Linked DNA regions of Homo sapiens: region 1 is linked to region 2. The links are chromatin loops, found by intact Hi-C in ENCODE. Cell type or tissue: OCI-LY7. All regions are shown on one strand. Each heading gives the region's core, and the rest is flanking DNA. Links, peaks and the distances in the headings are about the cores only. Region 1 overlaps LOC101928362 (a long non-coding RNA gene). Region 2 overlaps LOC105369677 (a long non-coding RNA gene).

Region 1 (16,373 bases), core at 6,860-11,859, 680 kb before region 2:
GGGTAACTTAAGAGACTGAGTTCAGTGAGAAGAATTATTTGGCTCATGTCATTCTGTGTCATTGCAGATTTACTTCTGTAATCCTCTCCAATTGCTTTTTTTGTTTTTCCCTAAAAAGCTCTAAAAGGGGAGTAGCTCTGAGGATACTTCTGCTGTAATCATCAGAGGTGAAACAAGAATGAGTTGGAAAAGGTGAGAACATGGGAGAATGAGCATGACAACTTTACAACATACATGAGAAACTACTTCCTGGGAATGAAGGATAAAATGTATATGGTATTCTTTAGCATGGTGAAAGGTGTGAATTTTGATCACTCCTTTATTCTCAGCAATTGTACCTGATCAGTTATAGCCGTGCAACAATTGACTGAACACTGGACTTAAGAGTTAAGACCAGGATTTGAATCTCATTTCTATTACTTGTTTCATGACATGTGACAAGTACGCTTTGTGTCTCTGAACCTTGGGCCCTTGTCTGTAAAATGGGGTGATATAGTGCTTTCCTCAGATTTCTTGGGAAACTTAAATTATATTTTTTATATGAAAGAACCTAGGACACAGTGGTTACAGAATAACTGTCAAATTTCTTAAGAATTTGGGAGGCAATTAAAAGTTAAATAAGGATTTTATAACTTCAAAAGATCTGTGGTTTAGTTACAATAGAAATAGAAGGATTTAGTGTTACTTACAATATATTTTAATATCTATTCAGAGTTAATAAAAATTATTTAACGACATCAGCTCCCCCTTTGCAATTGTCCCAAAGGAAGAATTATACATAGCTAGTGAATGCCTCACCTAAAAAGGAAAAAAAATCCCAAAGCCTTGGAAAGTGGAACCTTCTTAAAAGGAAAGCACTACAGATACTTAGCTAATTCTTAGGATTTAGAGAAAAGGAAGGAGAGTGTGAATGAAATGAATTTCTTTACTGGTGACTAGCTGAAGTACAGAACTCTGTGCAAAGTTGAGACAAAGTGACTTTGCACCATCAATCTCTTGGCAGCGTAGAAGTCAAAGGGAGAGGACAAAGTGCAGTAGAATCTGGGTCATTTCTTCTTCACCTAGGGTCTGAAACATTAAGAGAATATGGAAAACAGGATTTTCTTCTCCTAAAAGACTCCATCAGGCTCTCAAATGAAGTTTTGTTTCTCTAATTCCATTCTACCACTAGACTATTTTATTTTCGTTTGGGGAAAACAATAAAACTTGCTTGTAACTAAGGAGCAGTCCCGGCACTCAGTTCCTGCTGGGAAAACAGTACTGGGGCTCATCTACTGGGAGAGTACTCATGCTCCCTTCTAAACACTGACTGCCAGGCTCCTAATTAATATTTCTCAAAGGAGGAAGCTAACTTTGTTTTTTGGCTATGTATTCTCTACAATAGCACCAATATCTCTATATAGATTAGCAATTTAACAGCAACAACACATCCCCACCACCACCTCCCCGCCAAAAAAAATCAGATAGTACTTCTGGCATTGGCAACTTAAATAAAAATTAACTTAGAGATACAGTCTGGTTTGAATGACTGAGAGTAAGATTCTAAATCTTTAGCTTTGGCTCAGTTGAGTCTAAACTGCTGAGAGATTTGGTAGCTCAGGAGTTGGGTGGATAAAGAAATCATCCAATTGGGGTCCATGGCCAAGGCATAACTCTTGTAAATTGGGCTTAGCTAGCCTATCGAGAGCTTTCATTGACGTTTTGTTTTTTCTAATTCCATTCTATCACTAGACTATTTTATTTTCATTTGGGGAAAACAGTAAAGCTTGTTTGTAACTAAGGAGCAGTCCGGCACTCAGTTCCTGCTGGGAAAACAGTATCCTCGCAATGTAACCATGCAAGGTTCTGCATGCAGGAAAGTGCAAGCTCTGCTGCCTTTAAGATTCTTGTACCCAAGACACAGACATGAGTTTACCAAGAACTGGGATAAAGTCTCATTGATGTTTTCCTTTTTTGGAAACTTATCCTATGTCCTGATTATAGTTAAACCCTTTTACTCATTCAATAACTGCCAACGGGAAAAGAATATTTCCCATTGCAATAAAAATGATGCAGTTGAAATTAGTTTTTCAGTTTGGGTACTAGCTGGGCTTTGTCTGTCCAAACTGTCTCTTCATGTCCTCATGTGTTCTACCTGCTTATAATTTGGAAGATGGCTAAATAAATAAATAAATAACTAAGGAAAGGGCCAGAATAAAACTGCCAAGCAAAGTTGGCTCTTCTGTCTGAGAAATGAACTTCAACCTAATTGGCCCTAATCAGTTGAATTACCCACCACAAAAGTCTCAATTGAGCTCATTTTTTGTGCAGCAAATTCATTCACAGAGCTTGTTTACAGTACAGCGTCTTGGGCCTCATTCCTAGAGATTTTGATTCAGTTGATCTAAGGTAGGACTCAAGAATCTGTACTTTTAATAATCACTACCTGTGGCTCATACTCAGATGGTTCTTGGAACAAACTTTGAGAAACATTGGTGAATGATGTCTGAGTCATTTGAATTAACTAGAGAAGACTAGTCAGGGTGCTGTGAGGAAACAAAGCTTTACGTTCCTCCTAAGGGAAGAGAGGTGATGAGACAGGGATACTGGGGGTAGAGAGAGGCAGCGAGGAAACAAAATTGGCTAAGTGTCTGTAGTATTGATTGCTGTATTCACACATCCTGGGAGATATATGAAAATTTCCTTTCACCACCAGATAACTACTACCCAGTATGCATTTAGGACTGTGGGCCACACATAGTTTGGAGGTTAGAGGGGCCAAGAGCATGGACTCTAGGACCAGCCTAAGTTTGACTTTTGGCTCTGCCACTTATTAGCTATGTGACTCTGGCAAAATGATTTAATCGCCAAGTGGTTTTGTTCCCCTCATCTGTAAAATGGGAATGATAATAGTATTTGTCTCATAGAGTTGTGAAGTTGAAACGAATGAATATAAGTAAAAGTGCTCAGAGCAGTGTCTGCTTAGAAAGTGCTAGATAAAGGTGAGCCATTACTACTCTTTTAATCGATGCTTGGCTGGGAAGGACGAGGATGCAGGTAAAGCTGGAAAATGAGGCAAAGGGGATGAGGTCACTCTGAAAAGAAGGAAAAATGTAGAGCTTGTGAGGCCTTAAATTTTGCCAAGCCATTTTGTGACTAGACTTCAGTTATTTAAAAATATCTCTATCTTGTAAACTTCTCTGTATTGGAACTTCTGCATTTTCAGACTTTGTTTTGGATTTTGTTTTGCTTTGCTTCTTGGGGAAGCCTGTATGAAAAATATCAGCATTAATATAAAGGAATTAGTACCCCAGATCATTAATTCTTGGGCTTCAGAGGGTTTCTGAAATAAAAGTTTACTTGTACTAGATATTTAAGTGCGTTTATGGATCTTAGGTAAAAATATTTGCCCCACCAAATTCTGTAAGAGTACTGGGACACCAAAAGGTTAAAAATCATCCTCTAGGAACCAGCTTCTTTGTGGCTTCTTTCTGACCCCACTTTCTGTGACTCCAGAAGAGCTGGTACTCAAAACAAGGGTAGTCTTGACCCCGCTCCTCTGGAATCATTTGGCCATGTCTTGAGATATGTTTGTTATCACAACTAGGTAGTGCTAGTGGCATCCAGTGAGTAGAAGACAGAGATAGTACAAAAAATCTTAAAGTGCACAGGACAACCACCCCCAACAACGAATTATCCAGTCTAAAATGTCAGTATCGTTGAGGTTGAGAAGCCCTACCTTAGAGGTAACATCAGCAGAAGTCCAACTGAATACTGGGGGCAGGTCTGGTGAAGCTGAGCACTTAGAGGGGGAGGAGTAGCAGAGCTGGGGACAAGAGAGATCATTATTCCATGAGCAATGGTATGGGCTTCCTGTCAGTGCTATGCCAGATGCCAATGGCAACTTATCTTGGTGAATGTAGGAGATACTCCTACCAGAACCCTCTTTGGGTCTTCATGACTTGGTACTACAGGGGCACACTCTTACCATGTTGAGTCTCACCACTTACTCTATTCATAGATCAGATGTCAGGCTCACTGAAAATTTGGATGTTTGATTCAAAAGCAGACACACTTAAATTCTTTTTCTGTAGCATAGACTTTATCAGGGGAGACATTTCCTCACGTGGGTAATGAGGTCCCTATAATAATTAGCACTAATTGAGATCCAGGTAGGCAGCTTAAGTAGAAAGGCTGACAACTAAATCACTCATAGTGGTGACCCAGGGGACTAGTCTCATAGGTCCTCATTTAGTCAGAAAGAAGGAGGCAGAATTCAGTGACATTAGTAAGTTTTCAGGAAGGATTACATTTGTTATAAACAATTAGCAAAATATTTATTTGAGCTAAATGCTGTGAACGAAACACACACATACACATACACACACATATACACACTTCTCTCAAGAAGAGTCTGATCTTTATCTCATTATATAGAGAGATCAAGAGCCAGCAGGATTATTCTTTGAATAATATATAGGTTCTGTCTAGTAGCCTGGGGACAAGATCACATGGGTCCCAGTTGTGTCCCTAGAGTGTCTTTCTGTGACTCTCACTTAACTTTTCTACAGTCTCTTCATCATTAAAATGGCCTAAACCTTTATTATTTTCTGTTCTTTGGAAGCCCTTCCTTACCTCTGGAGAACTACATTTGAAGGTGAGGCTGTATCACAGAGGGCTGTGTAATTTAAAGAGCTGCAAGTTCATTAACTTTCTAGAGTTATATCCTAGTTTGTAGGATAAATAGAATGGGTGTGAGAAAGAAAATCATGAAAAAAATTCCTTTTAGATGGATCACAGATTAGGAAAAATTCAGTGAAAAAACTGGAAGAGGCCTGCTTTGGAAATAAGGTGTACACTGTTTAGACCTTAGCTTTGTCGTACAGACCTAGGGAATAGAAGCCCATGAAAGTTTGCAGGATTTTGACAGTTTCTCTCCAATCTTTCTGCTGAAAGTATAGAATAAGGAGTGATCCAGATTGCACAGGGGTGAATTTTCCATAATCCAGGACTAAATGTGGCAGATGCCAAATTTATGAGTGTTAGTAATCTTCACCCTGTTGTTCTTGGGATTTTTCCATGAGGAGAGAAAAGAAAGAATTATCTGGATTCTAGTTCCAGCCTTGCCACTACCTAAAAAAAAAAAAAAAGTTTCTTTATATGCCAAGAAGAAGGAATTGAACCAGATGACATTTAACTTCCTGTTCAGAATTACATTTCTATAAACTCAGCTCCATGATGTTTCAAGAGCACTAAATTCAATCCAAAACAACTTTCTACAATAGAAGTGTCTCTTTTTTTAAGTCTTGCTCTGTCACCCAGGCTGGAATGCAGTGGTGTGATCTAGACTGACTGCAACCTCTCCCTCCTGGGCTCAAGTGATCCTCCCACCTCAGCCTCCTGAGTAGCTGGGACTACAGATGCATGTCACCAAGCCAGGCTGATTTTTGTATTTTTTGTAGAGATGGGGTTTCACCATATTGGCCAGGTTGGTCTCAAACACCTGGACTCAAGTGATCTACCTGCCTTGGCCTCCCAAAGTGTTGGGATTACTTACAGGCATGAGCCACCGCACCTGGCCTATGACAGAAGTTTCTATGAGAAACAGAACAACATTTTTGTGATCTACAATCCTGGAACTCCTCAATCCTGAACGAGATTTCAAACTCAGATCTTATCCTGGTCAAATATATCACCAGAATTAATTTACTGCTAGTGGTCCAAGCTTGAGCCTACGCTGCTGTCACCTAGGCCATTGGTCACATCTGCTCCTGTTGGCAAGGCCAAGCCAGTGAGGTCACTCACCAGGAACCTATTTGTACAAAAGACCTATGAACTCTGTGCATTCTCTGTCCAGGGAAGAAATTCTTGGAGAAGAGAGTGCTAGGCACCCAAGCTTGCTCTAACTACTAGCCTTGGTAGTTGAAAGAGCTTTGAGTACATACATAGTAGTGTCCACTATTTCTATTTTCCTCTTTCCACTGATATCTCACAAGACCTGAGAGTGCCTGGCTGCTCTGCATTGGTATTTGTGTGGCAGAGTGGAGCACAAAATGGGGAAACCCTTCAGCAGGGAGCAAAAGTATGGCTTTGGGAAATTGAGGGCTTCAGAATATAGCATCAAAAAGACTCCAGCAGAGTAACACTGTTTGCAGTCAAGATATCTAGGGGTTCTGACAAGGGTCTCTGGCAATGGTAATACCTGGGGTGGTCTTTGGATCACTGGGAAGCAGGACCCTTGTGGTTGTGGTCTCACTGTGAGTGCATGCTGCAGCTATGCTAACAGGACTCTCTTGAGTGGCTTTTTAGGGAGTGTATGTGTTGGAGAGGAGATGTGACACAACAATGACGTATTTCACATGGAGTGGAGAAAGCTCTTCCTTGAGAACTTGTAAAGCACCCTTGGGTGGGATGTCGGAGTGGGACCAAAGCTCCCATTACAGTAGGTCCAGGGGAGAATCTAAGAAACACAGTGCATAAATGTAAATGTGGCCTCCTGTTTTCACTCTTTCTCCTCTGCTCTAATTCCACAGCCTCAACCTCCTTCTGCTAACCATCTCCATCCCCAGGCTGGTGTCCTAAAAACCATTCCATCAGAGGTAACATCTCATGGAAAGTCTGAATAGAACAGAGCTAAAACCATTGCTGTGCTGGGTACTGCAATGTTTGAAAGCAATTCTTGTATAAAAGTTGGAAATAGAAATGATTTTGAGGGGTTTCAGGATAATTTGATGGCAAATTTGGAATGATAATGTCGAGAATACAGGGAAGATGCTAAAAGGAGCACCCAAATGGAATATCTTGGAGCAGAATTTGTACACATACCACAACTTCTTAGAAAAGAGCCACAGCATATGTTGTGCTACCAACCTTACCTGGTGGTCCTAGCTTGGAATGGACAAATAATCAGCATAAGTTCCATGACTTTTCCAGTTCCAAAATCAAGTACAATTGCTTAATTGCACTAAGCTTCCTACCCTGACATTCCAGATCTGGACCTCTGTAATGGTCTCCAATATGTATTTTATTTTGCTTCCTGGCATCCATTTACCCTGTTTTTGGCAACTGTACTCCAATTTTCCTCTGGTAGACTACTCTATTCAACTTTCTATTCACCGTCTTCATTCCTCTGTAGTCGTCTCCAGCTTCAGAGACAGGCAGCGGGATAGAACCCTGGGTAATTAGAGAATTATACTGCTCTGATCACAGTGATTGGCTCAGAAATATTCCCATGACCCACTGGAATCAATGAGAGGTACTGAGACAGTTGCTGGAACTTGTGAGAAAGAAGCTCTCTTTAGCTTGTTTTCTGCAGCCATCTGGTGACCATGAAATAAGAGCCTGGCTCAGCATGAAGCCAACATGAAGGAGAGTAGAGGCAGATAATGGAAAACGAGGCGTTGGGTCCTGACATTATCACGAGTTTTCCATAACTCAAGGGACTGGAACTGGCTTCACCGTCATACATCCTGTACAGTTTGCACAGGGCTCCATGATCAGAAGGGCCTTGTGCTTTGTTCAATGCTCTGCTGTTGCTATGTTGAAAATCTTAATACATTTTATGTTTGAATTTGTATTGTGTAAATAAAGTCCAGTGAGACAATGGAGCATGTATGTGAACAGAGGAGCACATGAAATCAGCATGCCTGCCATTCCTTGCTATGCCATTTGCATATAGTGACCCACGAGTGCAGACCTCCAGCCAGCCCCTTACAGCCCCCAGTGTGCAGAGGTTCAGTGACTCAAAGTGAGTACGAGGTATGTTGATGGCTGAGACAGTGGTGTGCTGACAACCTGGAAAGCCATGCTTTCCCTTAGAATCAGAACTTGCTTCAAATGCAGAAAGAAGGCCATGACATTTTAAGAAAAACAAATGGCCAAAGAGCCCTGTTAGAACCTTTCTTTTATATCACTTCGCCGTATTACTCAATCATTTACACTGGAAATAATAATGACACAGATGGAAAGAGAAAGAAAGAAAAACCCAGAGTTGCTTATCCTTTTAAGTCTTTCTTCACTCATTGATGAATGTAGAATAGAGGGTGTTGGCAGAATGTGTATCAAGAAGTGAAATAACATCACAGTTGAGTTAGTTTTTGAAGCTTTTCCACTATTCTGGTAAAAATGATACATATATGTACAGATGCATGTATGAGCTATGAAATATAAATTCAGCAATTTTAGTGTTCTACACATGACTTAAGAGCTCTTGTATTTACATTTAAAACTGATTTTGCACAATATACGGATAAATGGTAAAACTCATGCTGATAACTAAAAATTTTAGTTTTTCTTTGTGTAGAAACACTTAAGTAGCAAAACCAAAATCATCCCTAAACTCCAGAAAACCCGCACAACAAAACCACCATTACAAGTAAGAGTGAGACCACAGGAGGAAAAAAGAGCCTTATATTTCAGTATCGTGAGTCACACTTTTCTCCTACTTTTTGAAGTTGGAGAACCACATTTTCATTTTTCACTGGATTCTGCAAATTTTACAGCCAGCTCTGCAAGTGACTTGTATTGATTTGCTAGGGCTGCCATAAAAAAATACCACAGAATAGGTGACTTAAACAACAGAAATTTACTTTTTCACACTTCTGGAGGCTTAGAAGTCCAAGGTTTAAAGTTCTGGCAGGGTTGGTTTCCTCCGAGGCCTCTGTCATTGGTTTGCAGGTGGTTACCTTCTTTCTACCTCTTACCATGGTCGTTTCTCTGCGCATGCGTGCCTCTGATGTCTCTCTGGGTGTCCAAGTTTCCTCTTCTTTAAGCACCCCAGTCAGTTGGCATTGGGGCCCCTCCATATAACCTCATTTAACTTTAATTATCTCCTTAAAGACCTGATCTCCAAATATAATCACATACTTGTGAATGAGGGAGGATTAGGGCTTCAGCCTATAAATTTGAGAGGGGGGCACAATTCAGCCCGAATGGTACTTTTCAATGGCATGAACCAATAAATTCCATTTTTCTTTACACCAGGTTAGATTGTATTTTTTTTAATCCCTTAGAACTTAAAAGAGCCCAATTGCCACAGCTTCATAGTGTAACCCCTCGCATCTACTCCTCAGTATTCTGCTACCCGTGGACAGGATATTTTTAACCCTCTTAGGCAACTCAGAAATGAGGAAAAGAGATAGCTAAAGTTGTCAGGAAATGGAACAAGATGCTTGTGAAAATGTATATTCACTCTTTATTCATGATATAATAATAATAAAATTATTAGTGCCAGTGAAGAGATCAGCCCCTTTATTTTCACAGGTTATAGAATTAGGACATGGAGGAGTAAAATAAAATCTGCATAGCTCGGGAAACTAATATCAGAACCCATAGCCCCTGATGGCTATGTCAGGATTCTTTTCATTCTACTTCATGGTACTTACCTGAATTTTTCATAGTACAGAGATGAGGGATATACTTTTAATCTCTGAGTTGGTTCACCTGTTTGATAAAAACTCCTCTGAAGTTGTTTTTGTGTATTTTTTAAACAAAAGGCCATTTAAATAAAATATGCACCAATCTACCAAGATCCTCTGTTAAGTCCAAACTAGCAAAATAAGTGGTGTAGAAGAGTGTTTTTTCATTTAAACAATTTTAAAAAATAGAAGTGATGCAAATAAATGCATGTCTCTTTCTGGAAAAATCACATATGCTACAATCTAAACTGAGATCTTTGTAGATGTGACTTCAATTATAGTATGTATGAGGTAATCAATAATTATAGAAGGCAGCTTCTCAAAGGCAACAACGGACCTCAGAACCAGGATTGGGATTTGAAATTTAGAATACCTTTTTTCCATCCCCTAATGTTAATTCCACATTCAGGGCATAAACTTTTAGTCTGAAGAACTAACAGGGAGCAGAAATAACACTATTTTACTTGCGCAAATTTTTAAAGAGGAATCACGTACAGGGGGATGGATATTTTTTATTTATTGAATGTTCTCAGCATTTCTCATTGGTGTCTCTAAGCAGCAGAACTAAGATCAATAGGAAGGCATAAAGTTGCAAGATGGGAATGAAAAATGAGATTAAGAGTAATGCTTGTAAAAGTGCAAAGATACCTGCTTAAGAGACAGCAGGGGCTGCGTGACCCAGGCCCTCTTAAGCTGTCCTCTCTTCTTGCATGACAGTCCCAATGTTGCAGGCCCTTGGAAAAGGCTCCTTTCAAAGTGTGGAGAAATAGAAGGCAAAGTGCAGATAGAGACAGTGACAGAGAGCAGGAGACTTCAAGGGAAATAACCATGCAGTCGCAGATGAGATGTTTGCTGCTGCCCTAAATACACATGACTGTGATGTGGCTGTTTTTGAGTTGTTCCTTATTTTCCCACAAATGTACTAACAAATCCAAATGAGTGTTTTCATTCAGAATAGTCATCTTAACAGTACATGTATTGCAACACAGTAGCCATTGCTTAAATACCTTTGGGATCGCTTTTATTCTTTTAATATATACAGAGCTAATAAACATTTGTCAGTTGAGTTTTGGGAACTGCAAGAAGCCTACAAGTGCCAAGTTTGGTGAATAAAGCTATTATTTGAGTCCCTCCCTCCCTCCCTCCCTCCCTTCCTTCCTTCCTTCCTTCCTTCTTTCCTTCTGTCCACAATTGGTAATCAAAAATGGAGACTCAATATAAACTACTAGAATTTACCTTCTTGTATGGTTTATAAAATGATGCGGAAGGTGTAAGAAAGAGTGAAAAATGACAACATCATAAGTAGAGGCTCCCAAGGTAACTATTCTGAAGGTTCCAATATTCAGGAACATTTGGTTATGCTTGTAAAATACACACACACACACACACACACACACACACACACACAAAAGCACACATACCAGCTTGTGTACAGATTGCAGTGTTTTCAAGTATCTTTGTTGTGTAAAAAGATACCTGTGTAGCTTTATTTTATGTAGCTCTACTAAATACACATTCAGAGACTCTATTATTCCACAGTTATAAATACTACCAGCCAAGTGAATTCTGAGTTTGCTCTGTTTCTGATCTAAGCTCCATCAAGTCATTAATTTCTCCTTTTTCCTGGGGCTGATCTAAGCTGTGAGGTTTTCAGTCTCAATCAAGTGAAGAGGAGAGTTAGTATCTATCCTTGGTCATTACCTGTCCTGCACTGATCTCTCCTGAGATACACAATTCTTCCATTTGGTCCTCCACGCTGCTCCCTGCTGCCTTGCCCCTGTGTCATGACTACAAGCCCATTTGGGGTCACTTGTTCTCTCTCTTGCTCTCACTCCCACTCTCCTCTCTCTTTTAGAGCTAACTTCTGTTTCACAAAAATGTGGGAAAGAGGGAAGGATCAGTGTATCTCCCACAGCTTTTAGAGGTGCTGGAGACTTAGGGAACTCTTGGATCCTCTGCCCCAGACATTTCTTGAAGCCATTTGGCTCTATTGCTGCCTTGCTTTAGTGGTGTAGAAAAAACGACAGCAACCCTATAAAGGTATGCCTGGCACACAACAGGATCTCTCTGAATATTTATTGATTGATTGGCTGGCTGACTGAATGAATGCAAATGCTATTTCCCAGAGTTCCATAGGGTATATGTTTTCTCTTCTATTATGTTCTCCGAATAACGTAAGGATTCTATAGTCTTCTCTACTCTCATTGAAACTCATCCTGGATGAGGTGGAGAGAAGAGGATAAGGCCTCTTCACAGGGACCCTGCAAGAATAATTCTAGATCTCTGAGGAGTTTCTGTAGTCATGTAAGGAGGCTGCCAAGTGTCCCACCTCATTTGGTTAAATTATGCTCATCTTTTAGGTGTCAGATGAGACCACCTTAACTTTTCTTTAGACTGTGTGCTCCATGAGGAGTCTTTTCTGTTCTGTCCTCATCACCATTTTATTAGTAGGTATTGTGCTTGGCATATCAGGTTGTCAATATTTTTGTTTGTTTGTTTTTTGAGATGACCTCACCTGTTGCCCAGGCTAGAATGCAGTGGTGTGATCATAGCTCACTGCAGCCTTGAACTCCTGGGCTCAAGCAACCCTCCTGCTTCAGCCTCCTGAGTAGCTAGCAATACAGGCACACCAGTGTGTCTGGCTAATTTTTTATTTTTATTTTTGTACAGATAGGATCTTACTGTGCTGTCCAGGCTGGTCTCAAACTCCTGGCCTTAAGCAGTTCTCCTGCTTTAGCCTCCCATAGTGCTGGGATTATAGGTATGAGCCACCACACTCGATCGATATCTTTGAAATAATTAATGTGAATATGAATAATTGAACTCTTTGAGCTAGGCTTGGTATTTCTGAGTGTTACTCAAGTTTTCTAGATTTTGCTAGTTTAGCTATCTCAGAAGACTGGAAATAATTGTTTTTTTACTGTCTTCATTTTTGCAAACCTGAACATAGTGGGTTAAGAGGGAAAAGTCACAATTCCCAAGTAAACATCCTTTATGCTCTCAAAAGCTAAGGGAGGTAATCTGGTTTTAAGATGCCATTTATTTAACTTTTCAGATAGTTTCTTAAACATTTTTTTGCACATATTAAATGTCCTGTTAGAGTGCTTTGGGAGAAGTTGAGATCTAACAAAGTCAGTAATCATATGTAAATTTTTGGTTGTATAACCAACAATCCATTTCTTACAATTCAGATTCCTCAGTGACCATAAATGACTTTGAAAGGAAGAGTACTCGTCACCAACTAGTACAGGGAAATCTCCAATGGACACTTTGCACAGTGAAGATTAGAAATGGCTGGTAAATCTTTAATGGACAATTGCCTTTATTCTTCATGGGTTTATGAGAACAGCTGCACCAAACTTACTAAATTAAAATATTCTGTATTCTGCTGAGAAGGGTCAACTTTTCTTTCCTTTCACCCTCCCTTCTTCTGTCACTCCCTTCCTTTTCCTTCTTTCTTTTTATTTTACCTGTAATATTTCCTTTTTTTTTCTTCCGGAGACGGAGTCTTGCTCTGTCACCCAGGCTGCAGTTCAATGGGGCGATTTCAGCTCACTGCAACTTCCACCTTCCAAGTTCAAGTGATTCTCATGCCTCAGCCTCCCAAGTAGCTGAGATTACAGGCATGTGCCACCACACCCAGCTGATTTTTGTATTTTTAGTAGAGACGGGGTTTTGCCATGTTGGCCAGGCTGGTCTTGAACTCCTGACCCCAAATGATCCTCCCACTGTGGCCTCCTGAAGTGTTGGGATTACAGGCATTAGCCACCACCCCGGCCCATTCCCTATAATATTTCTAAGCCAACGTGTCTTTAACCTTCAACTAGATTTGCACAGAAGTAGTTGTTTTTATGACTGGCATATGTGGGGGTGAGAAGAATACTTATTTCTGGTTGTTTAAACCTCATCCATATCCAATTCAGCTATACATAGGAGCAAAATTCTTTTCAGGATAAAGAATAAAATCCAAGAAATATACTTAATAATATGCGACTTCCTCTGGGTACATGCCTTCCTTTCATCAGACACCAAAGAGTTATTATATGTCCTCAGGGTAAAAACCAAAATTCATCTAGCGCATGCAATATTTGATCTTTATTAACTTGGATTCATCACTTCAAGACAGCACAGTCAATAGGAAGGGTGAGAGTTAGATGTTGTTCCTTTATGTTAGATTTGGGGAAGATTATTTAACTATAGTTTTGAAATCTGGGGCAAGCATATATTCAATGTGTTTTTTTATTTCTTCTTCCTTTTCCCTTAGTTTTGACAGTGGATCTTCCAAACATTCGACGAGAAAATTGGATTATCAAAAAAAGTCTATTAAACAACTAATTGCCTATGTCATTGACATACTGACTGCATTTATAGCACATTAAAAAAGTCTCTATTATATCTAAAATATGCAAAAAGGACTGAGGATTTCACAGTGAACTTTTGTGCATGCAAGTCCTAATTTCATTTATCAATTCACAGCCAATTGTAATTTATCTAAACTCTCACCCACTTCCCCTTAGGTTAAATTATTTTGAAGCAGATCCTAGACATTGTGGTATTTCTTTCATCAGTGTTTCTATGTGGATATACAAAAGATAAGATTCCTTTAAAAAAGCCATAATCACCACATCATCATCACACCTACAATTATCAGTAATTCCTTAATATTATCAATTATGATCTCTTCAGATTTACCCATTTTTAAAAACATTTCTTTTATTAAATAAAGATCTAAATAAATCCAAATATTGGAATTGGTTGATATAATTTTAACTTTTAATCTAAAGATGGCTCTTCTCTCTCTTTTTTAAAAAATGTATTTGTGACAGAAATTGAGTTTTTCATCTTGTGAGTCTCCCTTCGTCTTTATTTTGCTTATTGCATCCCTGCAGTGTCATTTAACATGTTCCTACCTCCCCTGTCTTTCCTGTAAATTGGTAGTTGGATCTGGAGGAGGTTTAATCTACTTCTTAGATGGTGGTGTGTGCTTCTATTAGGTGACGCCTAATGTCTAATTTTCTTTCTTTTGTTATAGCATGCATTTTAACACTTGATCATACAACTTATTTTTTATTTATTTCATTAATGAATATTCAGTCTGGCAAAGGAGATTTTAAGTGCCTTTAGGGTGAGATTGGTTTCTTTGATATCCTGTGTAGTGCTTTTCTAAGGTTAGACTCACAGAATGTGGGCTACATTCTGTTTACTGACTTGCTGCATGCCTTCCAAACAAGAATGGGGCATACCTGTTGGCAAACATGGCAGATAAGTGGACTTAATTTCACTCATTATTAAGAGGCTTAAGCAGGAAGACAGATGAATTCAACAACTGCTGTTCACTAAAGAGGAACAAAGTGAATGCTACCAAACCTTGCACTCTTTTAAAGAACAACTCTTCTGCAAGCATTCAATGGGCAATTGAGACCTTATTTGTTTCTTTGCATCTGTATGTGGTGACTGTATGATGCTCTAACTCCATTTTAAATTTAATTATCAGTGCCAATGAAGAAGAGACTTGTTATTTGTGTATTTGGAGAAATTCCAAATTCCACGGACTGAAGACTTGTTGTGATGAATTGACCAGCACTTTTTGTTCTGACAAATAAGATTTCTGCTGCTTCATCTCTTTTAGCCCTACAATTGGATGCACTTAGGGTCTGGTATCAAAGTGATTGGTATTGATGGATAAAAATTTTGTTTGGAGTAAAATAAATAGAAAAGACAGATGCTTTTAGTTTTTCTCTTTTTCTTTTTCTTTTTCTTTTTTTTTTTTTGAGATGGAGTCTTGCTCTGTCAACCAGGCTGGAGTGTAGTGGCACTATCTCGGCTCACTGCAAGCTCTGCCTCCCAGGTTCACTCCATTCTCCTGCCTCAGCCTCCCAAGTAGCTGGGACTGCAGGCGCCCACCACCACGCCCAGCTAATTTTTTGTACTTTTAGTAGAGACGGGGTTTCACCTTGTTAGCCAGGATGGTCTTGATCTCCTGACCTCGTGATCCGCCCGCCTCAGCCTCCCAAAGTGCTGGGATTACAGGCGTGAGCCACCGCGCCCGGCCAGTTTTTCTTAAATAGTAGTAAGAAATATGTTAATAATTAACATATATGGATATGAATGGTTTGGAAGCACAGAAAATATCAAATAAATATTTGCTGATTTAGGAGAAGGAAAAATAGTAAGTGACTAATTTGTATTGCCAGTCTCTATGTCTGAGGGTCTTTGCCACATGTGTTATGTATGTTAATGTACAAAGTGCTGTGATGGGTAGATTTTTTTTTTTTTTTCTTGAGACGGAGTCTCGCTCTGTCGCCCAGGCTGGAGTGCAGTGGCGCGATCTCGGCTGACTGCAAGCTCCGCCTCCTGGGTTCACGCCATTCTCCTGGATGGCCAGATTCTTACTCCTATTTTACAGATAGGGAAACTACAGTTCAGAGATTAAATAATATGCCAAAGTCTTCCCAGCTACTACCTGGTAGAGACTTAGCTGAAATCCGAAGCTATCTGATTCCCAAGCCTATGCACTTTCCACCCTACCAGCTTTTCCAAAGTGTCTAGAGAAGGCCAGTGCTGAGAAATGCTCCCTGAGTAAAGGATTATGTCACCTTATGAATTGAGAAGACTCTGAATAGCAAACCCATTTCTTAGCAAATTCCCAATGCATATAATAAAGTTTCTGAGAAGTCTTATAGAAATTAAACTAAATTAAGTTTGTTAAATCCAGCATTGGATTATGAAAACTTTTCTCTTTTCCTTATAATTCTTTGGGAAATACATACTTTACTGGGCTGGACTGAGAATCAGTGGTCCTGGACGCTTTACCAGCTAAGTAGGTAAAACTGTTTACCTGGGGATAAGTTACATTACCTCTCTGGGCCTAGAATTCGACATTTATAAAATAAAACTCTGGCTAGATATTTTCTAAGATCCTTCTTGAGTATAAATGCTTGATGACTCCAACCCATTTCCATATGAACAAAACCCATT
Region 2 (16,373 bases), core at 5,055-10,054:
TCATTCTACCTTAGGTACAGTTTGCTGTTCTTTAAATCTAAGAATAGTTTATAACATACTCATAGTAAATATACCCAAGAAAATTAAGTTCATATTTAAAGTCATTGTATGCTGAAATCACTTTTCTAAACCAGCCAGTTTCAGAACTCTGAGAAAAAAACACAAAACAAAAGAAAAAATGAACAACAAACAAAACTGGCTTTCTTCTGCTCTTATACAACAATCAACACAGAAGATTTCTGTGACCAAATGTGGAAGGGTTTCTTCCCACTCATCAAGCAAGCAATCAATTCTGTAGTGGACACCGGTTGGTCTCCTCCAACCTAGTTTGATTCCAAAACTACCCACATTAAGACAGCGTATGAAGATAGATCGTGCACAGGTTGAGGTCTCAGTCTCACAGGACTGCCTCCGCTTCTGATGCCAATCGCAAGCTCCAGATTGTTTTACGTGTGCTTCTGACTGACCAGCGGTAAATTGGAGATCCCACAATTTCCTCCTGGGGTTTGATTATTTTGCTAAAGCAGCTCAGAAAACTCCTGGAAATGCATTTACCAGTTTATTATAAAGGGTATTATAAAGGATAGAGATGAAGAGTCACATGGGATGAGGTATGGGGGAAGGGGTGTGGAGTTTCCATGCCCTCTCTTGGTGTGCCACCCTCCAGGAACCTCCACTTGGTGAGCTATCGGGAAGCTCCCTGAACCTGTCCTTTTGGATTTTTATGGAAGCTTTATTACTTAGGTATGATTGATTAAACCATTGGCCATTGGTGATCAACTTAATCTTTAGCTCCTCTTCTCTATGATGTTGGAGTGTGGGGCTGAAAGTCCCACCCTTCTAATCCTGCCTTGGTCTTGGTAACCAGCTCGATCAGATCCAGAAGCAACCTAGGGGGCTGCCAGCCACCAGTCGACTCATTAGCATGCAAAAGACATTTATCACTTTGGAGATTCCAAGAATATAAGTAGTTGTATGTTAGCGGACAGCGACAAAACCATATATATCTTTCACAATATTAAATTGGCATACTAGCGCTCGACTGAAACTTTTTAATAATCAATTTGGCAGACTTTTCTGTATCCCTATTGAAAATTTCAAATATGTAATTAATTAATATTGGAGCTTTGAATGATTGCCTATTGCCCAATGTGTACATTTCAAAAGCCTAAGCCCTTTTAGCTACATAGATGATCGTTAGTGTTTTCAATGGTTTGGTGCTGAGTATTTATACTGGACATTGTGGTATGTTTCAAATGATAGAAAATAAGAACCGACATGAAAAGTGCAAACTTCTTGTAATTTACTTTGTTTATATAGAAGTAATACATTAAATCATCTATGAAGTACATCAAGTAAACCTGGATAGAATGGATTTTTAAATTGAAAATATGAGAATTAATATACTGAAAACCCCCATGGGAAGTAACTATATGTCACTGGTGCCAAATTGGAAATCTCCAGGTTATAAGATCATAACCCCTAGAGGAATATTTATCTGTATGTTTACTTAATATCTAACAGCATGTGAAATTTATTTATTAATATGCCTGCAGGTTTCTCTCTAATCCCACTTCTCAAAGATACACACACATAGATATAAAGCCACGAGGGGGTGAATTGCCCTGGAACTGTTTCCATCTAAGTTGAAAAATATGGTTATAATGGGAAAAGCAAAAGTTGCTCTCCTTCTGACCTTGAACATTTTTATAGACCCAAAGTAAAATATGTGGACAAATTCAAAGGCTATCTCCTCTATGATATCTTCCTTGCAATATACTTGGCCCCATCTATTGCCCCATCTAATCAGCACTGATCACACTGTCTTTGGTTATAATTTGACTATAGGCCTTATTTTATCATCCCTTCAATTACAGTTTATTTATATTCCTGTTTCTTTTGAATGCTCTCAAGTGATAGAGATCTTGTGATAATTTGTTTTAATACATGGCACATAGCAAAGCGACTTTGCACATTGTCATTTACTAAATATTTGTTAAATGTGTTTGGTTTTAATTGAATTGCATTTACATATCCAAAAACTTAAACATGTAAACCATTATTCAGGGTAATGATATTAAAAGAAAAGAGCAAACATTTTTTAACTGGCAAAGAAATACATTTTAGAAAGTTTAGAATGTAATTTTCCACAGTATTTTATTTTTGAAGTGAAGTTATGATTGTATATTTGAAGTGAAGTTATGATTGTATTAAAAGCAAGGTTATCTGACATAATTTTTACCTATACAAAGTTTAGAATTGAAACAACTGTCTGAATAATTTAAAACAAAACACATTTGCTTCAATTTTCTATCGATTTAGGGTATAACTATTGATTTGGCTTGAAATATCCAATGATTGCCTCAGTGCTATATTTCCTTTAGCATCTGTGGACTTAGCTACAATGAAACAAATCTTTTTGAAATTGTAACAGCTAGGCTGCATGCAATAGTAATATCAGACATCTGTATAGTGCCTTCTACTTACATAAAAGTGCTTTTACATAAATTATTTTATTTAGTTCTCAGGTAGGGGAAATGGAGGCAGAGAAACTGTGAGAAAAGTAGGAGAAATACTTTATAGAGATAAAAGACAGGATTATATTTGATATATATATATATGGATTTTTTTTGCAAATACCTAAATAGCTTGCACAAAAGCCTCTTGTGTATATAAGTTTGTTCTAAAATGAAGGTAAAATTTGTAATCATGGCAAACCTATTTGTATACACATGGAACTTGTTCACTTAATGTTGCCAAGTAGTTGAAAATATGAATCAGACATTTAAAATGGTGGCTTACAGGATTAAAAGATTTAATTGCAGTAAAGATTGTGAATATATAAAATTTGAATTTAGCCAAATGGAGATGATTTTAAATCTTTCAGAGAGATCAGTTTCAGTTTCAGTCATAGGAGTAGACAAGAATGAAGGCATCAAGTAAAGAGACCAGTGTGGTGTATAAATATGCCCAAGTCTTGTAAAAATACCATGGGAATATATAAAATAAAGTTACCCATTCTAACAAAGGGATTAAGGGAAGTTTGCACAAAAGAGGTGCGTCTTAAGAGTTCAATAGAGAAATGAGTAAGACCATAAATAAAAGCACTCAAATGTAAAATTGCACATTACGGTTGACAGTCTGCTACATGGTAAGTTGCATGGAAGAAAATAATAGAAAATCCAACTTAAAAAGTGGAATTGGGTTTGATTATGAATAGCTTGGAATTTCACACTAAAGATTTTGGCTGTCTTTGAAGGCAACAAAGAGTTTTTAATTAATTTTTTAAGAAAAATAAATGAAAAACTATTTATTTTAGTTAGGAAACTTTACTTTGATTGGAGATGAGAAAAGTGTTTAGAATGGAATCTTAGGGCAGTGCTTTCCAAATACCTAACAATAAGTCATGAAATGTTAACTTTTGCAGGGTACACTGTGCCAAGCTGACAACACTGTTTATGGCTGTGGGTCACCAGCTCCCTGAGACCTGCTCCTCTGCACCTCCCTAAAGGCTAAGAGACTCAATATCTCTCTCACTCGAACCCATCAGCTCCACAGCAAAGTTCCTGGTATCTCTTTTGGGAAATATCCTGCCATTGGGAAAGAAAGGAGAACAGGAATTGATGAAGAAAAGGGAGAAAAGGGGACAAAAAGAAGACAAAAGAAGAATAGAAGCAGAAGAGTACGGTATTCTAAGTGAAGGAAGAACCTTTTTAAAGAGGGAGTGAACCAAAAAGACTTGACAGCTATTGAGAATTCCAATTGTGTGGGAGCTAAGGAGAGGGCACTGGTTAGGGCAATGTCCTCCCTGGTTTTGCGTTAGAGGCAGTTTGAGTAGTAGAGGGGCATAGAAGGCAGATTAGGCAGTGACAGGGAAGTATGGAAGCGGTGTGTGTGGTTTGCTGCACTTAGACAAACCTTGTGGGGGAAGGTAGAAAAGCAATGGGCTGGAATGGGTGGCAATGACACTTTGGGGATTTGAAGACCTGCCTGAGTTTGTATGCAGATTGAGGGGAAGATATAAGAGGAAAGAATGGAACTGAAAACATAAAAGACAAAAGGAAATAATTGACAAAGCAAAATTCAGGCAACCAGGAAAGAACGGGATCAAATGTATGTAGACAGATTAAACTTGGTTAAGAATATACTTTTCTTTGAATAGACAGAAAGGAGGAACATATTGATAAATGGTAGAGGGAGATTTTGAAGGGTGCTGAAGACCTGAGAGAGTATTCTCACTCAATAGCTTTTGTTTTCTCTGTAAAATATGATGTGAGAAGGATGGTGATCATTCAGCAATTCCTACTGGGGAAAAGGACAGACAACAACGTGGAGTGAGAGTGGGGTCAGATGACTGTATCAATCATGTGCTCAACACTGTGCTAGGTGCTGTAGGGGATATAAAATATGTATCATGTGATTCCTGCCCTCAAAGGGAAACACACACACACACACACACACACACACACACACAGACACACACACACTCTCTCTCTCAAACCTATAAGGGTAAGGGAATCTTTTTGAGTTAAACTATGATTTGCTGAAAAGCATAATAAAAGTCCTAGGTAAGAATTGGAGAGGGGGCAGTAAAGACATTGAGAAAAGCTTTATGCATTATTTGGATAAACAGAGGAACAGATTGTAGGAAGCAACAGAACCCAGCATGAGCATGGCATGCACACCAGCTAGTTGGGAGATCATGAGATAGTAGAGGAAATGAGTGATGGGAAGAGGAAGGCAACATGACTGAATAGATAGGAAAGAACCAGAGTATAGAGCACTGGTAGAAAGGATGGAGGTGCATGAAGATTAATTAGGTATTTACCTGCAGGATGAAGGAGAGTGTGGAGATAATAGAAATAGAAAAATAATAAGGCAGGAAACGGTTGCAGCAAACCAGATGTGAGGTTATGCAAGAGTAATGCCAGTGCCAGAGTAAAGAGAAAGGGATGAATCTGAGAGATATTCTGAAGGAAGATTTGCTAAAATAATGTGACAGATTGGATATTGATTGGGAGGAAAGAAAAGAGTAACATGTGCCTTTAGGTTTTTACTTCTGGGAGATAGAAAAATGATGCTGACGTTGAAATAAAACATCTGTGAAAGCAAGGCAGATTGGGGCTTTTTGAAGTTTGGTGGGACAGCAGTGAATATTATTGGTAGGTTTTTGGCATTTCAAGTCTATAGGGAGAAAGGATAGAGGTTTATAATTTGGATTATCACCAAAAGGTCATAAATGAAGCTTTGGGGAAAAAAAAAAAGCTCTTTGAGAAAATGTGTGGAAGTACAGAGGATCAGAGTGAGGGTTTAAGTCTTAAGGGGCATTTCCAGTTAGAAATCAGGAGGAGCCATCGAGACTGCCTAAAAGGTAGAATAACTGGCCAGAGCATTTGGGGAACTAATGAATTGACATGCTCTGAAACAAAAAAGAGAAGAAAACTGCAAGGAGCATAAGATTTAATTGCAGTAAAAGTTTTGAATAAATAAAATATATAAAAGTCCATTGAATTTGACCAAAAGGAGATGATTTTAAACCTTTCAGAGATCAATTTCAGTGAAGTGGTAGTAGATGAGAATGAAGGCACCAGGTAGAGAGATAGTTGGTGTATAAATATGCCCAACTCTCTCTGAAGGAGAGTATATTAGAATTTCTAAGATAGCCCTGAGAAAGTACTTTAGTGATCACCGCTGAAATTGATGGAGTGCTGCAGTAGACCCCGATGTCCCCAAACCCCTCAGTCATCCAGAGTAGCTCCATTTTATATTATATGTATATGTATGTGAGCAGATGCGCCTGTGTGTATGTGTGTGTTCACACATATATAGATTTAAGAATTTCATATATTTTATCGGAAGAGGTGCTTTATGCTAAAATAAAACAAACACTTAATAATCTGCTCTAGAATTTTGGAAATCAATTAAAAAATACTAGATGAGTGCTGCCAAGGATTATGGGGTAATTTTAAAACAGGATATTAATAACTCCCAATATGTTAGAAAAAATAGGCTGTGGATTCATAGATCTCTCATTTTTAACTTTGGTTCTATTGACTAGCTATGCATGTGAGTTACTTAACCTCTCTTAACCTCAGTTTTCTCCGGTCTGAAATGTACCAAGTGGTATTTGCTGCATAGTGTGATTGTTAGGATTCACCAGGAGTAGACAAGGGTACTGGTTTCTTTTGTCTCAAATTTCCCTTTCAGTGAATGTGGTCTTTACAAACCAAACACTCAACCACACAGAAGATGAAATTGGATGTTCTATAATTAAGCTTTGTCTTCAGCTCCCATCTCTACTGATGGCAGAAAATTTACTCATTTCCAGATGAACCCAACAGTTTAGTTTTCTTAGACATTTTACGATTAAACCCAGGTAAACTCGTGATTTACGTCTTCACACATTTTCCTCAGTGTAACTTCAAAGATCCCACAGATGTCTCTTGGCTTCTGGGTCAGGCGTTTAGTCCATGGTCAGTTTGTTCATCATTGGCATCCATTGGGATTTGTTCTCTTGTCTGTCCCCGGAGTGCTTGCCGTCCGCCATGCGCGCACTGGCTGATGTGTAAACATGTTCTGTGGGGTAATCCAGGCTGAATCTTCCATGGGGTGGTGGCATCTTCTTACCCTGACCAAGCCTTTCCTATCTCTTCACAAAATCTTTCTACCAGCTGAAATATATTTGCCTTCTCACGGACGTGTGAAAATGTGACTGTCTCTTGGCAACAGGCTGAGATTTGCATCTGTTTGGGAGACCACCCTGAGCTCCTTTGGACTTCATGTAGACTCATTGCTAATCTACCTCTCAGGTACCCTATTAGATACTTTTTCCCCAAACATATTGTCCTTCCAGACTACATTTTGGGAAGGTAAAACTCTGCTCTTGAATTTACAAATCTAGCTGAAATTTCTCTGCTTTTCCCCTCTGGGAAACAATAGGAAAAAGAGAGCAGCTTACAGAGAATTTGGAGTTTTTTCAGACTTACATCAATGCTCAGAATCTATTGCTCTTGCTTCTCCTCACCTTGCCCTAAATGCACCTTTTTTCTTCAGGCTTTTGTATGTTTTTCTGGTGTGGGAAAACACACTGGTTGCCCCTGGTCATGGATATTTACAAAACTTTTCTGCTTCAGCCGGATCTACAGTAGGGAAAATGTCTTTGGATGTTTTGCTACCTTAGCAATCTACTTGTAACCTGGCCTTTGATTGTGCTGGACAAGTTGGTTGAACGAGGGCCTGTCAAGCTGTTCAGGAGAGGCTGGGGCCCAGTTTTATGCCAACTGATGGCTCTGTAGTCTTCCCTGAGTATTGTGCTTTCCTTTTGTTTTGTTTGTTTTTACATTAAGCTACTTACACAGGCGTGGCTCACGAAGGAAATGAATTAACTTGGATCTTGGAGGTTTGAAAGCTAATTACAGGGAAGTTTGAGGATACTGCAGCAGCCTTAGCCACTCTGCCCACCTGGTCCTGTCATGCTAGTATAATTTGGTTCTTCTGTCAACTTTTTAAGCACAGATTGCTAACTAGGTAGATTAATAATCATTCAAAATGGAATATCCCTATTGGGCTGCTTTCAATTCAGTCACAGTTTTCTGGTATAATCATCTAACACCAGAATAGCTGAGAAAACTACCTGTAGCAGCTTCCCTCAGAAAGGGGAACAGAAACTGGTTATTATTTTGAAAGCTTCTGGACTACCCCCAGAAACTGTGATGGTGGAAAAATACAAGCTTTTTTGATCTGTGGAAACTTCTCCTCATCCTGGCATTCTCTCTCTGTCTCTAATACACACACACACACACATGCACACACACACACAGACACACTCCTTCCCATGTGTTTAAGCAATATAGAGTCATCACCCCTCTTGGTGCTATAGCACTGGGAGAAAGTCACCCTTGAGTTTGGCCTTAATTCTAGTTATCTAAACAGTTTGCTCTGCAGGACTTTCTGTCTCTTTCAGGACCGACTCTGGGCCTAACTCAGTAGTATTTATATTTGCCTATAACTATGTAATTCATCCAGGGTTCATACTAAGCAACATAAAATAAGTTTATGATCCCTTATTTCTTAGAAGTCTCTTTTCATGAAAAAGGCACCTGCCTCCACCATCCAAATGGATAGTTGTTTTTTTGTTTCTGTTTTTCCATAACTAGTAGGGATACTGCTCTATAAAGATTTTGAGAACTCACTTTCCTTACTGTTCCAGGCTTTTGGGAAAATATATGGAATATTGACATGAACTTCCTAGATTTTTCTCTGCTAGAGAACTAGTGCATTCAAACTCATATGTTTTGATGTCTTTGGTTTAAAAAAGGTTTGTTTGTTAGATCTTTTTAAAAAGAAAAAAACAAAACAAAACAGACCACAGGTTTATTTATGTTAAAACTCCAAGGGCAAGGCAAAGGGAGAAAGAAAAGTCACTGGGAATAAGCCTAGTCCTGAAAAAATAATGAAGATACACATTCTAGTCCTCAGAGAAGTAAGCTTGTTTTTATTTTTATTTTTTGAGATGGAGTCTCACTCTATCACCCAGGCTAGAGTGTAGTGGCATGATCTCGGCTCACTGCAACCTCTGCCTCCCAGATTCAAGGAATTCTCCTGCCTCAGCCTCCTGAGCAGCTGGATCTACAGGCACCACCACCATGCCCGGCTAATTTTTTTTATTTTTAGTAGAGACGGGGTTTCACCATCTTGGCCAGGTTGGTCTCAAACTCCTGACCTTGTGATCCACCCGCCTCGGCCTCCCAAAGTGCTGGGATTACAGGCGTGAGCCACAGCGCCCAGCCGTAAGCTTATTTTTAAAAGAAAGAATGTTTTTGTCTCTTCTATGAGTGGAAGAATGAAAGCTCAGAGAAACTGGTTATAAAGACTGAGGTAAAGCCAGAGTGTTGAGGGCTCATCCCTTGGAGAGCTTTACTCTCTTCTTCAGAAGACGCATGAGAAAGCAAGAGGAGCATGGGCTTCAGTGTTAAACTGTAACATTTTATATTTTGCATGACACAAGTGAAAACTGGAACCATCATAATTTCCTGCCCCAGTGGTAAACAACCCCGGAAAAAAGAAAATTTAACCCAGTTGTGTGCTCTAGAAAATACTTGCTACTGGAAGATAAGTCTGTGACCCAGTGAAAATTGTATAATAATTTGCTCATCAAGACTCAATTTAGGTGAGAACCTCTCTTTGCTGTGCCCACAAATCCAAATCTATCATGTCATAAATTCCACCCATTCCCAACCAGTTCTCCACCTATCCATACTTGCCTTAAAGTTATCCAATGTAGATCTTAAAAAACCTATAACCATCCCTGTCCCTTAATTCCCCAAATGAAGATGCAACTGAAATTTCATAAAGTTAGCCCTTTGTGCAGTAGATCTAGGAAACTTAGCTATGCTTTATCAACAGGTACATCTGGTGGTTTTTAGGCCATCGCTGTTTAACCCAAACTGGATTTCAATTGCTCCTTTACATAGATAATTCATTTAGCTGATTTTTGCAGATAAAATGTTCATAAACCCGTTTTTCCCCAATAATACATTTATATATTGATTTCATGGTAACACAAATAAAACTCACATGAAGCAGCAATGCATTAATAATGTTCAAATATTCTGAATTTCTTATAAGTCCTATTATAAGGTGTTTATTATAATCTACTTCTAAGCTTTACATATGAAACAATCTAGATGCTTGCAAGGTATCCTTAATGGGGTGTTCTCTAGTCTACACCTACTTCCTCTATAACCTTGGATAATTTGCTTACCTTCTCAGAGCTTCAATTTTCTCATTAGTGAAATGGGAGTAATTACTACATCAGAAAGGTATTGAGAGGATTAAAGGAGCTCATGTAGGTAAAGATCTTAGAATAATCCCTAGCATATGGTACCAATATAATCAGTGTTGGTTTCCTTCTTTCTTTGGTATATTTCCTTCTTTAAAATAGGAGATGGGTCATGTGTGAAGAATAAGCAGATCTGGTTCTCATTTTTCTATGTTGCTGGGCAGAGAATAGAGGGAATCCCTGCCCCTGCCCAGCAAACATCCAGTGTCCTTAAGTTTATTTTCACTGTGGGAGAGGAAGGTAGAAATTCAGTAGTGAATGATGGGATAGCAATAAAATATTCCATTGCCCCTTAACTACTGGGAAATGGCGCCTCTTCGTATTTTAGTTAGGAGACACAAAATTAAATTCCTTTTTTTGTAGTTGATATTTTCTATTACATGTAGTATTCTTTATAAACACTAAGAATTTGGACTACAAATGGCTATAAATATCTTTAAATATTCAAATTATGAATTTAACCTATTTCTTAATGTAAATTTTAATTATTCTTATGTCTGGCTTAACATGGGCTAATAACCATTGGGAAAATGAGATGCTGCAATATTTTTGCATTCGAGTTTTAGAATGTTTTCTTTACTAGAATTTCCCTTTCTTTCCCTCTGTTATTTTTTAATCCATCTGCCTCTTTCCCCCAAACACATATCTGTCCCTGAACACACACACACACACACACACACACACACACACACACACACACCTGTCTTTCTTTTATTCCATTCTTTCATGTCACTGATTTTACAGAATCTATGCTTAGGCAGTCTGGAAAGCCACAATCTAAAGACAGATTCCATCAAGCTCCTATCTGTTAGAACCTGCAGTGCTTGCATTTGGATTCGATATCTAACAATAATGTGGTATTTTATAAACATTAGTGAGGATGATTTTGCACTGGTCAGCAAAGGTAAAAAAATAGGTGCTTTGGGAAAACAAATAAAAAAGGAATTGGATCTGTCTCAATAAATTGCACAAATTGTAAATATCCCAAAGATGCAGCCACTAACTCTGGCATAGGAAAATAAAGCTGACAATTACACTTTGGAATGAATAGGTGAGTAATACGATGGCTAAAAATTTTCTTTACAATCATTTTTTATTAAGTGCAGCACTGCATTTATTTATTAAACAAAGTTTCTGTTTCATCTGCCTGTTCAATTCCTCAGATACTATTTTAATAAGGTCAATTAAGATTTACATTCAAGTCATGATTTTTTCCCCATTCTGGTTTGAGTCTATAGATATACTTGTTCCATCAATTTAAACATAATTATAGAATAATCTTTCACAAATATTACAGTTAATAGCATTGGGGCATTTATAAACTCTAGTCCTTAATTTATGCACATTAAAATTTCATTTGAAATGAAAGAATGTTGAATAGTCAAGTATATTTTTAAATCATCCTATAGTGTTTCTAACACAGTTTGCACCGAAGCCCTAGAATTGGCCATGGTTGGTTGGGATTGCATGACCTGGACAAAGAAGTCGCTTGAAATGAATTATTACTGCCTTTAGCAAAGTAAAACTTAGTTTGATTATGCACTACACATTCCTCTTTGGTTTTAGAGATCAGAACCTGACATTTTACTCAGGCTAGGATCTGAACAGAGTTTTGTCTAATGGGAAAACTGACAGTCCTTTTAAGTTTTACAGGTACATGTTGTAATGCAGAAACTCTATGTACAGAAATATACCATTACAAAATTGATAATTCAGGGCATTGTTCTGACATGAATTAAATGAATTATCACATCAGAGAATTTCTGTTTTCCTCATTGAATAGAGAGACCTAAAAATCTTCTGCTTACATCAGCATATAGGGCAAATATAATTGTCTATTAGTTTATTTACAGTTGTATAAGTTCCAACAAATGGGGATGGAGCAAAATAAATTTATTGCTGTATTTTGAGAGACTATCTCTTATTTTTGAATATTTTCCAATGTGTATTCTCCATCAAACTCTTTTATTTCTTTGTGTCAGAGCTTTCCACAAATTATAGTGAAATGCAGTCTCATAAACCAAAAAGAAGAAAGGTTATTCTGTTGTAGGATGTTAGGACGGAGAGAATGTAGAACTTACAATTTGGAACAGTGTGGTTTGTTTGATTAAAATGTCTTTCGTTTGCTTTATGCCTTTAAAATAATGTTTAAAATATTCGAAAAAACTTAGAAAACTTTGCACAATATTGACTTTTAACATTAATTCGGTTACATTTTCAGTATACTATTTTTAACATTGTGGCATTTATAGAAGTAATTTGACTACATGTGTGGCACTAGATGTTTTCAAGGCTCACATATCTAGTTTCATGATTAAAATTGAAGGATAATTAAATTCAATAAACATTGTGTTAATATCTTTTTAGAAATGCATTTATTTTGGCAAAATAAAATTCAACTGTCTATCTATCTATCTATCTATCTATCTATCTATCTATCTATCTATCACCTATCTGTCTGCCTTTCTCTAAAAACATCCTAGAGTAGCTCTGCAACTTGGTAAAAATATTTTAACTTCATATGCTACGAATTTGATTTTCCTTGTATTAACTACACATGTAATTAGATTTTTTTCTTTCCAAATCATCTTTCCAAATTCTATTATCATTTTCTTTGGGACACTGATTTTGTACTGTTAAGTGAAAGAACCAAATTACAACTCTTAACTTTATGTACTTTATGTGCTTAATTGTAATATCATTTATTGATAAGTGAGCATATATCCTATGTAGTCCAGGACAGCCTTGGTTTATATTTTTTGTTCAGCCTTAATTATCAATTATTTACCTACTCCCCTATAAAAACATCCTAGTTTCAATGACAGGATCACCTATGTGGGGCCTGTCAGGAACTCATCAAAGGGGGTAAGATTTATATATTATGACAGAAATCCTCCTTCTTTCTCCTTTTGCAATTTTTCTCAAGTTTCTTCTTCATAACTACCCTTCCTGCCTACTTCCAGCTGTGAATAAACATAGACATAGATAAACATTGTTGATGCATGACCTTTGCCCAGATGTGATGGTAGGTAGATGACATTGCATTGAGCAAATGAAGAAACTGCAGCCTGGATCAGCACTCACTTAAGAGGAAAGATCATTTCTCCTTTCTTGCTATTTAGCCAAGCATTTACTGTGGGGATTTTCAAAGACCTAGTATTAGGGTTTCTGTCAGAAAGTTGATGGTCATACACACATATCTGGAAAGCAAATAGTTTGAAGTCAAAGGGCATAACTCATTGCATTTATTCCATACATGTTGTTAATTTAAGGTGTGTTTTCCATTTCAAAAGGTCAGGGAATATCAATTTGATAGCTCATTCTTGTTATACCTAATATTTTCTTTACTCTACATGCAAACACATCCAACAGCCCAAAAGGGGCAAAGGAAAATCATGTAAATTGCCTGATCTTTGTTCAGTGCAAAAGCTGTTTAGCAGCTCTGCTCATCCAACTTCATAGGGAAATTAAACATCACAGAAAACTTTGCCCTGCTGAATGGTCTTTCTGGCCTTACTATTGGATAACAGGAGAGATAAAAATGAGCTACGAGGGCTGAGAGTGGAGATCGTATATGCTCTGGCAATACAAACCCCTTATCTTGGGGTTACCTCCAGAGATGTTCTGGTGCTGGCTCAGCCTGGCTTGGGAGAGCACATAGTGAACATCTTTTTCCAACATTTTTTCTTGAGGAGTCAGTTAACCATTTGCCAGCACAACAGTAGTTACCTCTCTGAATAATCTAAATGTACTAATTATTTTAATTCATCACATGGTATGTGTGACTGATAATTTGTATTTAATAGTGGGAGAAGATACCTATATATTGTCCAACTTTGGTTGTGTATATTTTCCTTTGCACAAATTGGATCAGTCCATTTCTATTTTTTATCGTCTTACTTTCCTGACTTATTGATAAATCTTGGGAGATCTTCCCAAGTTAACACATTCAAATCTACTTCATTTTGTGTTAACAGCTACATTACAACCCACTGTACCAAAGTTTATTTACTCAGATCCCTTTAGATGAAAAAAGTTTCCAGTTTTTAGCTATAATAAAGAATGCTGCACTGACCATTTTTTTTACATTGCACCTTTGTATAAACCACTTTTATATACAGATACAGGAAAATTGCTGAGTCAACCTGTAGGTGCATTTTAAGTTTGGATAGATATGCTTAATTTGCACTCATACTTTAAGGGTACAATTTGGCATCATTTGCAGTATCATTTACAATTGCAATTTTCTTTTCTTCCTTTTTCATGGCAGGCTTAATCAGATTTGAAAATGCACTGTTAGGCATGTCCTTTTTCATCCTCCTTTCAAGGAGATATTTCTAACAGAAAGATAACAAAGGTTTTAAAAAGTCAGTGTTCCCTTAAATTTCAGCAAATAATTAAGAAGTGCCTGCCTATGTTCTAGAGACTCAATAGTTTAATAAGGCAGACCAGTTTCATGACTTCATGTAGCCTATGCTCTAATAGGAGAGCTGAGGCAAATGCTGTCAAGTATACCTGATAAACACTCACTCCAAGTATTTGTTAGGTAATTCCTTCCATAAGACCCTCGTCTACTTTTCTCAGTTTGTTATTCTAAACCAGTGGCATTCAGATATGATCTCACCCTTCACCAACTCGGGAATTCCTTTTTCTTCTTTTATGTATTGCGTCTCATTTCCTATTTTTTTTTTGTTTCTTTCCTCATTTTGTACATAGAGCATCCTCTAATAGCTTCTTGAGAAAAGTGCGTTGAAAATATGTTTTTTGACATGGCTATATTAAAATGTCATTATTCTTCCTTCATACTTTCTATATTTCAGCTTGATTATGAATCCTGATTGGAAATACATTTCTCTTAAAATTTTAAAGGATTTTTTCTATTATTTTCTAGTTTTCATTGTTGCTATTGAGCAATCTGTTAGTATATGGGCTGCATTTTCTCTCTTAAATGTTAAAGTTTTTTTTATCATAAGCATTCTGTAATTTCAAAATGAGATGTCTTAGAGTGGATTTTTTTTCATTCATTTTTGCAGAGCATTTGGTAAATCGTTTCAATCTGGAAACTCATATGTTTTAGTTCTAGGAGCTGGAGTACCAAGAGTGGGTCAATGGGGCCGTCTTCCTCAGTGCAGGCAATAAGGAATGGTCTGAAGAGAATTTTTAAATCATATTAAAACTTACTAAAAGATACTCTTATTTTGACTAGTGTGCCAGCAATTGTCCACCTAAATCTACTATTATTTAAAGTTCTCAACAACTGCTAGGATTACTGTTGACTTTTAATAATATATATGTGAACTTCAAACTAGCACATGCTATGTTACTGATCCCATATTAAATATTGTATTATGCATAAAAATTAATGTGGAGAACTCTGAATTATAGAGTTAGCTCCCTCCCTCCTGACACAGTACACTCATTTGAGATAAGTTCATAATACTTCAGAATCATTTGAGCTGTCTTTGGGTGTAGCTTCTGTTTTCAGTCCCTATTGTACTACATATTCCTGGATTTAAATATAAGATTCAAAATAAATAATGATTGCATAGTGATTACAAAAATGAAGAAATTTAATTTTAATTACCTCAGTTCTATCATTGTATGTGACCACTGGAGTATAGCATTTTGTTCTTGTTTTATGGAAGATAGCTATCTATATATATGTTTTCCATAAAATATAATAAATATATATGCACTATCCCTGGAGCAGTATACATATATTGTATATAAATATATAAAAATAACATATATATATCTTCCATAAAACATAATATATGTATACTACTCTAGTGATAGTGCATGTGCGTGTGTGTGTGTGTGTGTGTGTGTATATCTTGGTTGTAATTCAATCATGGCTCTGCCATTCTTTCAACATGTTCAAAATGTTGTTGACATCATCCTTCTGCTGAAACTTCCTTCCCCTTTCTCTGAACTTGTTTGTCTATGTATTTTTTATTCTATTACTGTCAAGATATATATGTATATATATCTTCCATAAAACATTATATATACATATATGCATACATGCTACTCTAGGAATAATCACAGTTTATTTTTCTTTTAAGTTTTCTTCTATTCCCTGTATAGTATCTGTTTCATTAGTAATCCTTTCAGTTTGTATATTGTTTCCCTTCTTCCTGTTTTATGTTTCTTAAATTATGTAGTGATTTTTGGTTTTTCATTCATGTTTAAGATTGGAGTGGTAAAAAGCTAATTTTAAGGTCAGCATAAATGAAGGAAACTTATTTCTTGGGGGGTCTGACAGAAAGATAATTGAATAAGAACCTAGCTGTTTTGTTTGCGACTTCAAATTGTCATCTCTGTTGCCATTTCTCCTCATCTGATCAATTTCCCCAACAGGGAATCTTAATTCTTAGCTAGTAGGAGTAGAGAAACAGAGAGGTGAAATGTCAGTCAGCTTTCTGAAAGCTGCCAGTATGAAAAGCGTTGGGAAATTTTTTGCCCCATGTCCCTAGAATCAAGACACTCTCTCATGCTAGATCTCCAGAAAAGTCTGACTTCTGTCAGGCTG

What was found. A loop is a pair of places that touch in the nucleus more often than their neighbours do. Peaks named below come from ENCODE experiments on the same cell type or tissue, not always from the same donor. Only the 100,000 strongest peaks of a DNase experiment are listed, where the experiment ranks them.
Region 1: a loop joins it to region 2, with 2.5 times the contacts of the local background. A loop is called at or near these places in 1 of 110 quality-filtered maps.

Annotation. Positions count from the first base shown.
Region 1 is chr12:16,165,777-16,182,149 of GRCh38, forward strand. All of the region lies in intron 1 of LOC101928362 (a long non-coding RNA gene), which reads left to right. Among named protein-coding and RNA genes, the nearest start is that of SLC15A5, 100 kb to the right of the region's middle. In OCI-LY7, for the core only: no CTCF peak of the experiment used is centred there; no DNase peak of the experiment used is centred there.
Region 2 is chr12:16,849,951-16,866,323 of GRCh38, forward strand. All of the region lies in intron 4 of LOC105369677 (a long non-coding RNA gene), which reads right to left. Among named protein-coding and RNA genes, the nearest start is that of LMO3, 250 kb to the left of the region's middle. In OCI-LY7, for the core only: no CTCF peak of the experiment used is centred there; a DNase peak (open chromatin) is centred at 7,671; H3K4me3 peaks cover 1,042 bases; H3K27ac peaks cover 1,615 bases.